Regions from separate parts of the Mus musculus genome. Here region 1 is linked to region 2. A link is a loop called in an ENCODE intact Hi-C map of the cell type or tissue named here. Cell type or tissue: heart. All regions are shown on one strand.

Region 1 (8,000 bases), 360 kb before region 2:
CCACCTACAAGGGACGGAAGGCGTTCCCTCATGTCTCCTGGACCCCTGGCTCCTTTAGAAGTTACCCCCCCCCCCCCAGCCTCCACAGGAGAGGCTCGTGGCTAACTGTCAAGTAGACTATGCCCCAAGCTTCTGACCTTCAGGCTAGACTCCGCCCCACAGTTACTTAGCAACAGCAAGATAACAATCCCATTATAAGAGGGCTGTTTGCTCTCTCTCTCTCTCCTCTCTCTCCTCTCTCTCCTCTCCTCTCTCTCCTCTCTCTCCTCTCTCTCCTCTCTCTCCTCTCTCTCCTCTCTCTCCTCTCTCTCCTCTCTCTCCTCTCCTCTCTCTCCTCTCTCTCCTCTCTCTCCTCTCCTCTCTCTCCTCTCTCTCTCTCCTCTCTCTCCTCTCTCTCCTCTCTCTCCTCTCTCCCCTCTCTCCCCTCTCTCCCCTCTCTCCCCTCTCTCCCCTCTCTCCCCTCTCTCTCTCCTCTCTCTCTCTCTCTCTCTTTCTTTCCCCCGAGACAGGGTTTCTCTGTATAGCCTTGGCTGTCCTGGAACTCACTTTGTAGTCCAGGCTGGCCTCAAACTCAGAAATCCGCCTGCCTCTGCCTCCCAAGTGCTGGGATTTAAAGGCGTGCGCCACCGCTGCCCGGCTCCCTCCTTGCTCTCTTAAGCTTTTACTTTCCTCACACACTCTCTCTAAGCTCTTACTCTCTTAAGCTTTCACCTATCTTATTCTTTCTCTTCTTCTCTCTCTCTTTCCCCCTTCTCTCCTCTTGGCTCTGACTGGTCTCTCACTCTCTCTTTTACCTTCTCTTTTTCCCCTTGCCGTTCTACAATAAAGCTCTAAAACCATAGACTGTTCATCAAGGCCCGCTGTGCTTGGACGATGGGATGGACTTTCTTCTAAGGAGCCACTTCTAACCTCCTGTCAGAAGGCCTTCCTGTGTTCCACCCATGAACTGGACTAAAGACTCTCGCCTGCATGGGAACCTCTCTCCCTCTGCCCTCTTCTGGTATCTCTGGGGCGAGAGTGTGTTTTCTCAGCTCCTCTGCTGTATCCAGCGTGGGATGATGGAGACTGAGAACCTGGTACGGGGGCTGCCCCTTGCCCATCCCTCCGCTGTGTGGGATCAGTGGCTTCACACAGCCAGATGCCCACTCAGAGCTGCGTGGAAAGCGTTCTGCAGTCCTCCCGCATCTGCCGCCCAGAGCACAGGAACTCTGGCGGGTCGCGGGCACTCTCTCCTACTCCCCTCTTCCCCTACACCCAGAGCCCCGCAATAGAGAGTAAATATTCTCATGAATGAAGCACAGTAAAGAAAGATACGATCAAGTGAAGACTAAAACCTTCAGATCAATCACTATGCCCTTCAGCTTCACCTTCAGCCTCTTGGTTTGGGATGGACTCATCTGAGATCCTTGGACAGGCCCAGTCTTCCCCTATCCCAACTACAGCTCATGTGATGCTGCTTCTGGTCCAGTTCTCCAAGCCCAGAGCTTTTCCTCATGCATGTACCATGCTTGTGGCATCTCTAATATTTTGGGGTCTCTGTTGAAACTAAGGATTCACCTTGACAGCTTTTGAAAATAGTCTTTTGGTGCCGCCTTGCAGGAAATCTGATCCTGCCATGCATGCCTGGTCTCTGCAGCTTGTAGTACAAGGCTTGGTGGCCCCTCATACTTACACCTCTCTCTTTTTAAATAATCAAATTTTAATGGAATGCCATGAATCTTGACAAGAAATTCATTTTTTTAATCTGCCAGAATACATAAAACTTTTGCACAAATGTTACACACATATGCAGAGAGAGAGAGAGAGAGAGAGAGACTTTGAGAGACTTTGTTTACACAAAAGGCCTCTGTCTTGTTCCAGGAATTTAGTGGCATGGAACAGTAATTCCCTGCCCTCCACCCACATTCGTGTGTCAATTCTTTTCCAACTTGGCAATCAAACAGGACTGTGAGTTCTGACCCCAGCTGATACAGAAAAATCACTAACTCTAAGCCCACTTTCTTTCTTCCTGTGATCCATCTCCCTAGTGTGCCCTCTTTTCTTTCTTTTTTTCTTTTTTTTTAGATAGGGTTTCTCTGTATAGCTCTGGCTGTCCTGGAACTCACTTTGTAGACCATGCTGGCCTCGAACTCAGAAATCCGACTGCCTCTGCCTCCTGAGTGCTGGGATTAAAAGCGTGCAGACACCACACCGGGCTTAGTGTGCCCTCTTGAGAGAGTAAAGGTCGTGTGTGTGTCCAGGCAGTGAACATTACATTTCTCTTACTTGCAAGACCAGTAGCCCAAGATAATGCTGTCAGCTCCAGATGTCATCTGCTCCCTTTGATCCAAAGTGGCAGAAGTTTTGTGTCCCTTCAAGGCTGATCCTGGAGACTTCCTTAGGGGGTTATTTGGGATTGGGGAACCCTTGTGTTAAGGACTCTATTCACACACACACTTCTTTTAACTGACTTTACATTTTCACACGTTTAGATTTTTTTTTTTTGGACAGGTAGTGTCTTTGTCCTGAGATACCTTTCCTATAGTACAGAGTATGAGGAGTCTCTTTAACAATGGCAGATGCTCTGTGTGTTACCCCTCCCTTTTCTGCAACTTTATACCCAGCTCATGCTCCTTTCTTCATCAAACTACAGTTTAAAAATATCTCTCTGCTCTCTCACTGTAGATCTGAACAAGAGCAGTGAAAGCTGGGATGATAGGAGTGCACAGCATTTTGTTTCACTTTTCAAATAATTTGCTTTTAATTTTAAACTACTCAGTATCAGTGATACACAAGATGAAACCAGACCAACCTCTCCACCCCCTCCAAAAACAAAGCCTTGTAGACTGTTCCTTGAAGGCAGACATTTCTTATTCGGTGTGCTTAATAGTGGATCGTAGGCAATTATTTAATGAATAGTGAAGTTTATACCCCTGACGCTGGAAGCCTAGGGGTTTCATCGAGTGTCTATTATAATTTCTCTCGGATTAGCATTGCTGACATTTGCAGAGAGGTTTTCCGTTGCCAGTAACCATTTCAGGCTCTGGTTCTGGGGCCGACGAGGGGGCGTGCCCAGCACCAGGGCTCGGCCCACCTGTGCGTTGGTTGGTGGAGTCTCGTCGGAGCCACGCCCCCGAGCGGTCCACCGCCTTAGAGGGCGTGGCGATGGGACTTCCCTGGAAGGGCCGCGGCGCCCCCCTCCTCCAACCCGCACGCAGCCCCGCGCACGCGCACGCGCGCCTCCACGGCTGGGTCGCGGCTGGAGTGAGGACGCGCTGTGTGGAGCAGCGGAGGCACGGCGCTGCTTCCACCGCTGCTCAGGAGGGGAGCATGTCTGCAACTCGAGCCAAGAAAGTGAAGATGGCCACCAAATCGTGCCCCGAGTGCGACCAACAGGTGGGCTGGGCCGGCGCGAGCGGGCGGGGCGGGCAGGGCGGGTGGCCGTTGCTCGGCGGCGGTTGGCGGTGCGCGGCGGCCCGCGGGCGGCGGGGGCCTGGGAGCGGGGACCCGGCGCTGCCCCTTCTGGTCCCGGGCCGGCCCGCGGACCCCTGCCGCCCCGCATGGCTTTGTTCGCGGTTGGGGAGAGTGCGGTGCTGCTTCTCAGCTGTCGCTCCCCGCCACCTGGGTGGCAGCATAAAGCAGACAAAAGGACAGTAATGGTGCTAACTTTTTTGCAAATTTGTGGACTTCCGGAACGCCGCAAAAAAACCAACCAGTTTGATGTGTGGTTTCTAGTCCTTCCACTACGTTGTTAACGGAACACGGTTCGAATAAAGTCGGCGTTGAGGCTCTTCCTCTCTGCGTGTGCCCCGTCCCATTCGTGCTATTTACTGTTGTAAATTTGACATGTCTGCTTACAGATTTTTTTTTTAAATATGCGGATTCGTGAATTTGAAATCATTCATATTTAGACTGAACTCATGGAGTAATAGTCGTAATTTTTAAAAAAATCATTTTTCTTTTCCTACATTTAAGTACGCCTAATTATAGTGTGATGAACAAAAACTCATTCCATTAAAATCATCCTTAGGCCTTCATGCCGGCATGCAGATCTGGCTGTACTTCTTTTTCCTGAATCTTCCTAAAATGACTACCTCTCTCTCTTCCCCTCCCCCCTCCTTCTCTCTGGAGTAATTGGAAATGGGTGGAGACTTAAAATCTGATTTAAGTATATTATTTAGGGCGTGTCCTTGTAGGTTTATTAAAATCTTTAAACAAAAAAGTTACATGTTTTATTCAGTATGATTTATAGGCAATGTTTAAAAATGCTGATGATGGAAAGTTGTGCAAGTTTAGTCGATAGAGCATACCAGTCTGCAATATCAAAACAGTCATGTTTTCCAAAATGTAGAGTTACGTTCATTCTTTCCACCCAACTAAATTGTAGCAAACTTGCACTTTGTGATCAGTCTGTTGGCAGATTACTTTGATGTTTAAATAATTTTCAGTTAAGGCTTTTACAGTATGAATTATGCATTCTGTTTCTGTAGGGCACAAGTCCCTTGTTTTACTTGGCATAAAATAATCTTTTGGGGAAAATATCTGTTTTTAATTTCCTGGTTATTGGCCAGTGAGATGGCTTTAGGTGGTAAAGGTGCTTTCTGCTCAAGCCTGACTACCTGAGGTAGATCCCTGTAAAGGTGGAAGGAGAGAACGGCTGTACGGTTAACCTCTGACCTCCACACCCGTGCTGCGATGCTCACACCTACACAATCACACACATTGATGAGTTAAAAAGAAAAACAAAAAACCCCTGAAAATTGAAAAAGGCAAAAGACAAACAAACAAACAAACAAAAAAACCCTGGTTAAAGGAAGAGCAGAAGACGTTAGCTTTTAGACTTGAGGCTGTAAAACAAACCAGAGTTTTATTTGGAGAGATGACATTTACTTTGCTATACAATATAATATCCCCCCCCCTTTTTTTTTTTCTTTTTGGTTTGTGCCTGGGAGCCTGGGAGGCAGAGAAGAGCCTGGGGCAGTCTGCTCTCTGCTTGCATCCTGTAAGGCCCCCTGGGTTGGGACTGAGATTTCCTGCCTAGCCGTTTCCCAGGCTCCACATTGCATTCCTTCCTCCAAAGTCAGCTCTGGCTTGGTTTTAGATGCAATAATAAAATACCCCGGACTGGATATGAGTAATGAACATTAATCTGCTTGGCCACAGTTCTGATGGAAGTTCAAGGCCAGGCTGGGTTCTAGTGAGAATTCTGGCTTGTAGATACCCGCTGCCTCCTTGGTGTTCTCCTGTGGCAGTGACTGCTCTAGTCTCATTTAAGGTCACTAATCCCGTTAGGAGCTTCCCACTTCACTTAAACTCAATTATCTTTGGGACAGCCTTACTTGGAAATACCATCACAGTGGGGTTTAGGGAGTCATTATGCAAATTTTGGAAAGTGAACACATTTAATCTTTTAGAAGCTAGGAAATTGGTTTTTTATTTGGTCTTTTATTCTTTTTTTATTTTGTTTTGTTTTGTTGATTTTTTTTTTTTTTTTTGAGACAGGGTTTCTCTCTGTAGCCTTGGCTGTCCTGGAACTCACTTTGTAGACCAGGCTGGCCTTGAACTCAGAAATCCGACTGCCTCTGCCTACCAAGTGCTGGGATTAAAGGCGTGCGCCACCACGCCCTGATGGCATCTTTTATTCTTAATACTGAAGAGAATATACATGATGACAAATTAATTTTTGGTGATTCCCCAATGGTAGTGTTCAAAAACCAAGGCCTTGAGCCCTTTGTTGATATATACATATTAATTATAGTGTGTGTTATTAATATATTAATATTAGTATATATTGATGTAAGTATATATTAATATATAAATAGTACTTGAATTGAAGGAAGTAATAGATTAATTTTAGCTTTCTAATTAAAAAGTAGACACTTTTAGTTTTAAACTAGAAAAGAATTATAATTGCAAGTAACATTTTAAACAAAACACTAGAATATTGCCAAGATTCTAAATTTCATGAATATTGAATTAGATTATAGTTTAGAAACATCAGTGTCAAAGCTTTAAAGTGAGATTTCTCCATTTGATGACAAGACAGGCACATCCCCTGAGTTTAAAAAGCTAGCACAAGGAAGCAAGCAGCCAGATTTCTAGCAGCTTTCAACATCTCTTATGTGGGCCCTTAAAAAGCCACACATAGTTTTATAACTTCTAAACATTCATGCTATTTATTTTCATGGAGGTCTTGTTCACTGGCTGGAAAATTACTCAACTATTTTGGGTATGTTATATTTGTCAGTTTTCTGATATTTTCGTGTGCATTTTTGGTTTTCCTTTCATTTTAAAAGCAATGCACTGTTTTTCCATGTATGTCACATCCAGTAAGCATGTGTGCTGTGGGTATGTGATCTGTTTACCATTAGAGTGTTATTTTAGGCAGATACATTGTAAGACCTGTAGTAGATGCCTGAAATTTCAGACAATGGTAAACCTATCTGTACTGTGTTTTTGTATATGTATGCACTTATAATGAAATTTGTAAATTAGGCATAAGCAATCAGAACGAGGTCTTGTGAATGAGCATTTCCTGAAAAGACTCTGTGCACAAAGGCTGATTGACTGAACCTTGAGGGATGTGGTATGGATGGAATGTTACAGGCCCAGTTACGCTCGAGCTATCTTTATCCACAGACAGCCAGTCCCTGCCTCTCTCTGTGTCACACCTAAATCTGAAGAGATAAAACACTTTTGAGATGAACTAACTTAGAACCCTGGTTTTCCACCAATCAAAAGGCTAACAGATTTATCAGACAGCATCTGAGGCCTATAGCAAAGGTTTTTGTGCTTTGCTGTAGCGTCCAACTTACTGTTCCCACCAATGTACTTGGAAAGAGCTTTGATCTATGACTCTTTGTTCTGTTATATAAAAACTTCATGGGATTGCTTTCATGTTGCAACATAGAATTTGGGGTAACCTAGATCTGTTCCTAGGCCTTGGTTACTCATATTTAGATCCAGAATTAGCTCTCTTACTCCTTTTGATGTAAGTGCTGTGTTTTTGCATTGACAACCTTAATCTCTTTCTAAATATCCTTCTCACTGACCTTGGGTGACTAAAACCTCAGAAAGCAAAAATAATGAGATTTCTATAAATGAGTTTTCTTTACTGGTTTTTCCCAATCCCTTTTTCTTTTTGTTTTTTGTTTTTGTTTTCTTTTTTGGGGTATCATTAAATTTTTTTTTACTTTTAAATTTTATTTGGTTTCAAGTCCAAATTCTTGTTTGTAGATTATAGCAGTGTTACCACTTTTATAACTAATAGGATTTTCTCCTCACCCACAAGGATTTATTGAATGTCTGTTTTGTGCTAGACATGGTGTAGTAGTCACCACTAATATGACATTGGGCAAATGTACAGAGGACCCTTTTTTCCTTTAAAATGTACAACCTAAATAATATTTTTCAAAGAGTGAATTGATAAATAATAAATCCTAGTAAACAATACTTTGGAATTTTTTCCATTAAAAACTTAAAGGTTTAACGCTAGAATTAAATTATTATCTTAATGTTAAATGAAATTTAATGGGTGTCTATTGCAGTTTTACAAACCCCCTAGAGCTGTAATTCAATGAGACTAACATTATTCAGGTTGTTGAGCCTGCCTGAAGTTTCTTTTTATAGGATCTGGTTGCAGTGTTTTTGTTTTAAATTTCTGGGACAGAAGTTGAGAGGTTCATTCCATTTTTAACCAGGACTTTAGAATGATTAGCTTAGACATGGGATCGTGTCTTGAGTGGGACTCATTAAAGGAAATCATCTTATCAGTTGAGTTAGAAAGTGTGCACCTGGGTCTCAAAGCCAATTTTACCTGCTAATTATGGAAAGAGGCTTATATGATATTTATACTTATTTTTCATTTGGTAGTGTTAAATGTTGAACTCAGTCAGGATTGTGTATATACCAGGCAAGTATCTTACTGCTGAGTTATTACATGCCTAACTTTTTAATTTTGTTAGTGTCTGACCTTGAACTGATTTAGGCCAGGCAGGCAGGCCTTGAAGTCATGGTCTCCC
Region 2 (8,000 bases):
ATTCCAGTGTCCGATGTTGGGATTGTCGTTCTCGGAAGCCTGAGCCGGTGCAAACACTAGATGAAGCTAGAGACGGCATATCCAGTGTAAAGGTGTCAGACCATGAGATCTTGGCAGGGTGAGTGAGTCCAGGGCCACACTCCTTGCCCTGGTGCCACTGGAGGTCATAGTGGCCATGGTTTGGTCTTTTGAGTCAGGGTCTTTTGTAATCCAAGGCGGTCTTTAATTCCTAATCCTCTTGCCTCTACCTCCCAAGTGCTGAGTATCAGAATGAGCCGTGAAGGGCATGGTGGCAGAGGCCTTGGATCTCCAAGTAGTCAGGGCTATGTAGGGAAACCCTGTCTCAAAACAACAACTAACACACACACACACACACACACACACACACACACACACACACACACACACACACACACAAATACTGAATTCCAGCCTAGATGTCTTTTTGTTTTTCTGACAGAGACACATTCTGTCCTGGAACTCACTATACAGTCCAGGCTGGCTTTCCAAAAGCTGCAATTGTAGGTATACACCTCAAAGCCTGGCCCAACTCAGATAACGAGGCAACACTTCATCCTATAAATCAAAATAAGTGTCCCAAAAGGTCAAAGACATGGGGGCTGGAGAGATAGCTTAGTGGTTAAAAAGCACTGGCTGCTCTTCCAAAGAAATCTAGCTTCAATTCTCAGCACCCACGTGATGACTTACAATTAGTTGCCTGAGACGTCAGTTCCAGGGGACCTGATACCTTCTTCTGGCCTGTGCAGGCATAAGGCATGCACATGGCACACAAACATACATGCAAGCAAAAACACGAATACACATAAAAAGTTTTAAAAACAGTGTAGATGCATCTGTATAGGAGAATATGTATGGAGGGAAGGTGTCAGCAGAGGTCAGAGGCCTCTCTGGGGCTGGAGTTATTTATTTTTAGTATTGTGTGTGTGCAGGCATATGTGTCAAGGTCAGAGGACAGTCAGTTCTCTCCTTTACTATGCTGAGGCAAGACAGGATCTCTCTCCCTGTTTCTGCCATGCTATGTACTGCAGGCTGACTGGCCCTTGCCTTTCCAAGAGACTCTTCTAGCTCCACCTCCCATTTCCCCAGAGAGAGTGCCAAGACATTAGATCTTGCTACCTCATCCAGCTGTTGTGTGGTTTCCAGAGATCAAACTTGGATCACCAGTCTTGCTTTCTTCCTCCCAGGCCTACAGACATCACTTAGTTTCACCTTGGTGATATAGAACTCTGTTGTGGCTGACTCCACACTGTAGCCCAGGCCAAGAACTTAAGCAAAAACAATGGCCTTTGTATTTCTCTCCTTGGCTGCACCTGTAGCTACCCTCATCTTCAAGGCCAACTTCTGATATTACCTACTTGGACGTTTCTAGATCTTCCTGGTTCAGCATAGGTTACTTTTTTTTTTTTTTTAAGATTTATTTATTTATTATATGTAAGTACACTGTAGCTGTCTTCAGACACTCCAGAAGAGGGAGTCAGATCTTGTTACGGATGGTTGTGAGCCACCATATGGTTGCTGGGATTTGAACTCCGGACCTTTGGAAGAGCAGTCGGGTGCTCTTACCCACTGAGCCATCTCACCAGCAGCCAGCATAGGTTACTTAATGGTAGAAATTGTGTAACCTCTTCCACTGAAAGAGCTGCAGTTTCTAGTCTGTCCTGCCTAGTAGGACAGTCAGTAACTGCAACCATGAGGGCTGGAAAGACTGTCTATGGCTTAGAGTACTTGTTGCTCTTGTAGAAAACCCAGGTTTGATTCTCAGCACCCACATGGTGACTCACAACCATCTGTAACTCCAGGTCTAGAGAATCTAACACCCTTCTTTGGCCTCCTCAGGGAACCAGACACACACATGATTCATATACATACACATACATGCAGATAAAATATTCATGTACGAGATAAAAACCCAAAAAATAATAAAATTTACATAAATAAATGCAACCATGAGCCAGGCAGGCATGGTGGCTTGCGCCTTTAATCCCAGTTCTTGGGAGGCAAAGGCAAGTGGATCTTTGTGAGTTCCAGGCCATTCTGGTCTATATAACAAGTTCCAGCTAGAACTAAATAGATACCGTGTCTCAAAACACACAAACACACACAAAAATCACTGAGTGCCAGCTATGGCAGCTTCCCAGCAATGAGAAGACCCGGGGGGCTGGGGGGGGGGGTGTCCAAGAGTTAAAGGCCAGCCTATCTACAGTTAGGCAGTAGTGGCATGTGCCTTTAATCCTAGCGCTCAGGAAGCAGAAGCAGAAGCAGGCAGAGGTCTTGACAGTGAAATTAAAAACAACCAAGGCCACACAGAGAAACCCTGTCTCAAAAACAAAAACAAAAGACAAGAAGGAAGAAAGAAAAAGAAATTAAGTACAATGAATCTAGTCACATTAGGGACAAAAGTTGAGCTGTGAGACAGCAGAAATGGGAGGGAGGACTGGTGGCAGTGAAGGCCTGGTGAGAGCAAGCTTAGGTGGACTAGCGCCACCTAGTGGCTAGCTGCTGCAGCTGCCGATGAGAGCTACTGAAGGAACTCAGGCACAACAGAGTCTAGAGGCCTGCAAGAGACATTTGGACATCTATTTTTCTGAGAGTGGTGAAAGGCCATATTTCTTTGAGGGGAAGACTGGCATTGCTGAGGTTGTGCTTTCAAAGTTCCTGGTGAGGCAGGTGTGGTAGGACAGACACACCTATAATCCTTAGCATGAGAGGCTCAAGGACAAACTCAGTCAGAGTGAGTATTCGACCAGTCAGGACTCTTGAGATCCTGCCTCAAAAAAGGAGAAAGCTGCTTAGGGGCATTAAGGATTGGGCATTCCAGGCAAAGCCTTCATACACACAAAATAAGATGGTGGTAGTGCTGTGGGTGGGGAAGGAGTCGCACTCGGAGAATACAGTTGCCTTGGTATCTGTAGTAGGCTGACTTCAGGATCTACCAGAGACAGCAAATGTTAGGCTGCCCATTCTGCTACATGGTTTTGGTTTGTTTGCTTGCTTGAGATGCTGAGTATGGAACTCAGGGCCTGTGCATGCTAAGAGGCCAGCCTGATCTACTGCGTGATTTCCATATCAGCTAGGGCTATACAGAGGAAAAAAACAGATAATAAAATCTTTATAAAATGTGTAGTTGGTCAGATGTGCAGATGTAGAACCCAGGTACAGGTAGAGTTGACTGCTGTACCAGTCAGGAGGTACAGGATCTAGAAAGCTCTGAGAGGTTGGAAGAGAGAGCATAGCTCTGAGTGGGACCAAACTGTCCCGAGACTGAGTCACACAGCAGAAGAGCATCATTGCCTTGCTCACATTTTCCTAGAAGGCCAGGGATTCCAAGGCACACAGGCTGCCCTGGAGCAAAAAAAGGTCAGTGCTTTAGGCTGGATCTACTCTTTCTTGCAGCTCTGTGGATGGCCGCGTGAGGCGCTATGACCTAAGGATGGGACAGGTCTCCTCAGACTACGTGGGCAGTGAGTGTGGACAGTGGGACAGTCAGGGCAAGTGGTGGGACAGACAAGAGTACCCAGGTTTACCTGCCTGCCTCGCTCTCTAAGGCCCTATCACCTGCACCTGCTTCAGCCGGGACGGGCAGTGCACTCTGATATCCAGCCTGGACTCTACTCTGCGGCTTCTAGATAAAGACACAGGGGAGCTGCTGGGCGAGTGAGTCTCCAGTGGTTGGCCCTTCCCCCTCTCCCCACTTCTGGGGTGCAACAAGCCCCTCTGATCCTCCCCACCCCCACTCCTAGGTATGTTGGCCATAAGAACCAGCAGTACAAGCTGGACTGCTGCCTGAGTGAGCGCGACACACATGTGGTCAGCTGCTCTGAAGACGGGAAAGTGTTCTTCTGGGACCTGGTAGAGGTGAGCCTTCCCCTTGTGCTCCTTGCCAAGGGCATCAGCTGGGTGTTTCCCAAGCTTGAAAAGAGCAATAATGACAGGTATTTGTGCAGGAACCTCTGGCAGAGGGTAGAGGGGTGTGTCTCACTTTGTAGCCCAGGCTGGGCTTGAATTCATCCTGCCTCCGTTTCTTAAGCTGAAATATGAAGGATGGATGAGGGGAAAGCAGGAAAGATATTTGAAGCAAGGGGAATAGCATATGCTAAAGGACTTGGAGAAGGTGGTGGCTGTAGCTGGTTCCAGGTGGGTCACAAGGAAGGCTGAGCTAGGTGCTTTCTATACCCAAGGCTAGCAGTCTCTAGGCCAAGGGTGTGGCTCAGTGGCAGGGTTTGCCTAGCATTCTCAGTACCAACAGAAAGTCAGGGACAAGCTGACTGAGGACTTCAGGCAAGATCTCAAGGAGACCGACTGATAGTAATAGTTCCCCACCACTCATTCCTTAGGGTGCCTTGGCACTGGCCCTGCCTGTGGGTTCTAATGTGGTACAGTCACTGGCTTACCATCCCACGGAACCCTGCCTACTGACTGCCATGGGAGGCAGCATCCAGTACTGGCGAGAAGAGACCTATGAGGCAGAGGGTGGAGCAGGCTGAGGCTTACGGACCTGACACCAAGGATGCAGACTGACTCAGAAAACCCAACCAAAGGGCCATTTATTCTAGAGATGCTGCTGACCAAGGAGTGGGCCTAGGGAGGGGCTGGCATGTAAAGTAATAAATAAAGGTGTGGCAAAAAGCCTCAGTCTTTACCAATCTTCTTAGTCTTCATTCTTCTCAGCTCTGAAGGCATCTGCCTTTTGGGCGAATGTCTCAGCCACCAGCAAGGGGAAAACCAGAGAAGCATCAGCATAGACCTGCAGAAGACCTCAGTGAGCCCTGGAGCCATGGGCAGCCCACGGACCCTGCACCCTGCCCTGCCACCATCTACCTTTACTGGCTGTGCGTCCATCCGGATCTTGCCCCAAGAGACAGCCTCATCTGGCCGGGCTCCGGAGTCTGAGCCATCAAACTCCTGGGCTGTGTTGATATAAACAGCGTAGTCTGCTCCATTCCTCTGTGGGTAGAGGAAGCCCTCGTCAGAAGCCGTAGAAGGCTGGGTATGATGCAGAGGAAGGCCTAGAGAGCTTTTAGGAAGGGCCCATCAGTGCCTGAGGCTGCCACAAACCATCCGCAGGAGACCACACCTACCTCTGCTCCCACTACAGCACTATTCCATGCCTCCGATCCATTCCCCTTCACCCCACAGCCACCATATAACACAGTGGGGACGGTCACAGGCCACTGCACTCACCATGAGGTTAGCGTTGGCAATGTGGTGCTTGACCACACCTCCACCCAGGATGATCATCCCAGAGCGCTTGGCGAAAATGGCCTGCGTGTTGATGAGTCGCAGGTCTGTGAGAGGGCAGAGGTCAGGCCTTGACCTCGGCGGGCTTTCCTCCCCCTCCTCCCCGGGCCTTAGCACCTCACCTTCAACAATGTCCAGGACCAAGCCTGGGTTTTTATAGGAATGGAAGAAGATCATGTCACCCAGTGAGCCATCTGTGAGTGCTGGACTCAGCACAGGGATGTGGTTCTGGTGGAGACAAGACCAGTCAGCAGCTACAGCTCACACCCCAGGAAAACCCTGACCCCCAACCCAGTGGCGTCCCTCCCAACCTGTGTAGGCCACTCAATTTCTCTGCTGGACATGACCCCTCTGTTCTACATGTGGAGGCAGAGTGAGGAAAACCACACATGGCTTGAAGGTGCTGGCACACTGAGCACTGGCTTGTCACTTCCAGACTCTTGTGCTGCACTGTCCCTGGGTGCACAGTACCCTGGGTCAGGCCCCACTGACTTCTAGGGTACTACACTAAATCCCGGGAGTGTAGGGGCATAACTAGGAGAACCTTGCCATCAAGTGATACACCTCGTCTAATTTGGGGAGACCAAGAATAATTATAGAGACGCTCAGGTAGCTACAAAGACAAAGTCAGTACAAGCCAAAGCCTGGGAATACCGTCCCCACCCAACCCACCTTATGGGCCCAATAATACACAGAGTCTGGGTTGTTGATCTCCTTCCCAAGCCGGGAGATCATCTTGGAAGGTGTCCACTTCACACCCTATCATGGGAGAGAATATCGTATTAGCTCATATGTCTTCTGACTCTTACTATGCAGGTCCCCGAGCCCTTCCAGCCCCACCTCTGTGTTCTGCTCCAGCACCATCTGGTCCAGAATGGGCATGAGCCAGTCCTCAAACTTGCAGTAATTGTCATTCGGCACCAGCAGGTTTCCAATCCTGGAAATGGGAGCCATGCGGGCATGGGTCACGGGGATCCTCTGCCCAGCTTCCCCGCCCCGACCACTACTCAAAGCCTCCCTCACCTGTTGATCCCACTCTCCCGGAGCTCCTTCCCCCTGAGGCTGAACTCGCCAAGGTATGTGGGCGCCAGGCATTTGATGAGATCTTCTTCCACACCTCCAGCAGTGGTCACCAATACATCCACCTGTGGTCGGTCGCAGGCAACACTGACCCCCCCTTCTAAGCAGCAACCTAACCTGGGTGAGCTCATCCAGACCTAAGCATGAGCGCTACAACAAAACCAACTCCAGGCCAGGCCTCCCTCTGCCTGAAGCAGACCCACAGCCAGAAAAAGTGGCACGGTCTTGCGATCCCAGCACTCGGAAAGGAGGCTGAGGCATGAGGACTGCCGGGATGTCAAAGAACAATACTCCATCTCCTCACACCCTTTTTTTTTTTTAATCTATTTTGGGCGGTGGTGGTGCATGCCTTTAATCCCAGCACTTGGGAGGTAGAGGCAGGCAGAATTTCTGAGTTCAAGGCCAGCCTGGTCTACAGAGTGAGTTCCAGGATGGACAGCCAGGGCTATACAGAGAAACCCTGTCTCAAACAAAACAAAAACAAAAAAGACTAAAAGATGTATTTAATATATGTGAATACACTGTCCCTCTCTTCAGACACACCAGATCTGTAATGGCATCAAAAGATCCCATTACAGACGGTTCTGAGTCACCATGTGGTTGTTAAAAAGCAAACCCAAATCTTTCACAGGACCGCAAATAATCTCTGAGCCTCTTCATTTCTCTTAACTGAAAAATAACCCTTTTTTTTTTTTTCCTACTGGCCCAAGGAGGCTGGGGTTCCAGAGCTAACGTGGACCCACCATGTTGTGCTGCACGAGGTATCGAATGGTCTCCCGGATGCCTGAACTGATGAGGTTGGAAGTATAGCCCAAGAAAATGGTGCAGCCTGTAAGTGGGCGGCGGCTCTGAGTCAGGTCTGCGTGATGATCTTCATCTACAGCCAGTGGCTCCAGTTTTTTCTCAATCTGGTCATAAGGGCACAGGAAAGTTGCACTAAGACTCCAAACCTCAGTTGAGGTACCCTACCTGGCCTGGATTCCAGAGGTTGATTGCACTCAGGGAGACTACTACAAAACCAAAGCACAACCCCTGGGCAGACCCTAACCCTCCCATTCCAGGTCCAGGTCTGTCACTTGATGGTTTGAGAACCACCCAGTATCTTCAAGTCTCCTTCCACCGGGAAAATCGAACCCCGGGCTCCCCTAGCGTTAAGCTCCTCCTACAAAGCCCTTTTGGATTTTTAACTCCAAGCTCCACCCATCGCAGAACTCTAGTTTACCCGGACTCCGCCCTCTCCCGGACGCTCACGCGGAAATCCGCGCGCAGCGGCCCGGCATCCCGCCCGGGTGGCCCCGCGCCTCACCATGGCGTTGACTTGCTGCACCGCGCGCCCGAAGTTGGTAGCCTGGAAGCCGGTGGTGCGGTAGGCGTCCAGAAGCGCATGGTAATCTACGCCGCGGTTGAAGTCGTAGCCTTGGACCTGGGCGCTCTCGGGCGGCAACGCTGAGCTGTGCTTGAGCACGGCGGCCAGCGCCGAGGAGGGCGCCGCCCCTGGCGGGGTCCCTTCCATGTGCTCGCGGCCGCTCTCAGGTCTCAGCAGCCTCGGCGCCCTGAGACCCGCAAAATCCCTCAGCGAGGTCGGCCGGAGCCCAGGAAGTGCGACTCGAGAGCCTTGGGGGCGTGGGGCGACGAAACCGGAAGTCACTTGGTCTCGTGAC

The links. Hi-C counts contacts between places; a loop is a spot of excess contacts. Peaks named below come from ENCODE experiments on the same cell type or tissue, not always from the same donor. Only the 100,000 strongest peaks of a DNase experiment are listed, where the experiment ranks them.
Region 1: a loop joins it to region 2, with 2.5 times the contacts of the local background. A loop is called at or near these places in 3 of 42 quality-filtered maps.

What each region holds. Positions count from the first base shown.
Region 1 is chr8:85,428,034-85,436,033 of GRCm38, reverse strand. It overlaps 4921524J17Rik (RIKEN cDNA 4921524J17 gene), which reads left to right and starts at 3,193. Exons shown (of 4, transcript NM_025722.3): 1 at 3,193-3,375. The coding sequence starts at 3,310. In heart, a CTCF peak has its summit at 3,266; DNase peaks (open chromatin) are centred at 3,153 and 5,043; H3K4me3 peaks cover 4,567 bases; H3K27ac peaks cover 5,328 bases.
Region 2 is chr8:85,071,699-85,079,698 of GRCm38, reverse strand. Dhps (deoxyhypusine synthase) reads right to left here and starts at 7,942. Exons shown (of 9, transcript NM_001039514.1): 1 at 7,646-7,942; 2 at 7,083-7,247; 3 at 6,283-6,404; 4 at 6,100-6,196; 5 at 5,932-6,018; 6 at 5,382-5,487; 7 at 5,203-5,306; 8 at 4,840-4,965; 9 at 4,538-4,765. The coding sequence starts at 7,852. The coding sequence ends at 4,670. Wdr83 (WD repeat domain containing 83) reads left to right here. Exons shown (of 9, transcript NM_026399.2): 5 at 1-118; 6 at 3,415-3,482; 7 at 3,567-3,675; 8 at 3,762-3,876; 9 at 4,356-4,664. The coding sequence ends at 4,505. In heart, CTCF peaks have their summits at 3,434 and 7,575 (motif pointing left); DNase peaks (open chromatin) are centred at 2,518, 6,318, 7,598, 7,978 and 2 weaker places; H3K4me3 peaks cover 1,608 bases; H3K27ac peaks cover 1,008 bases.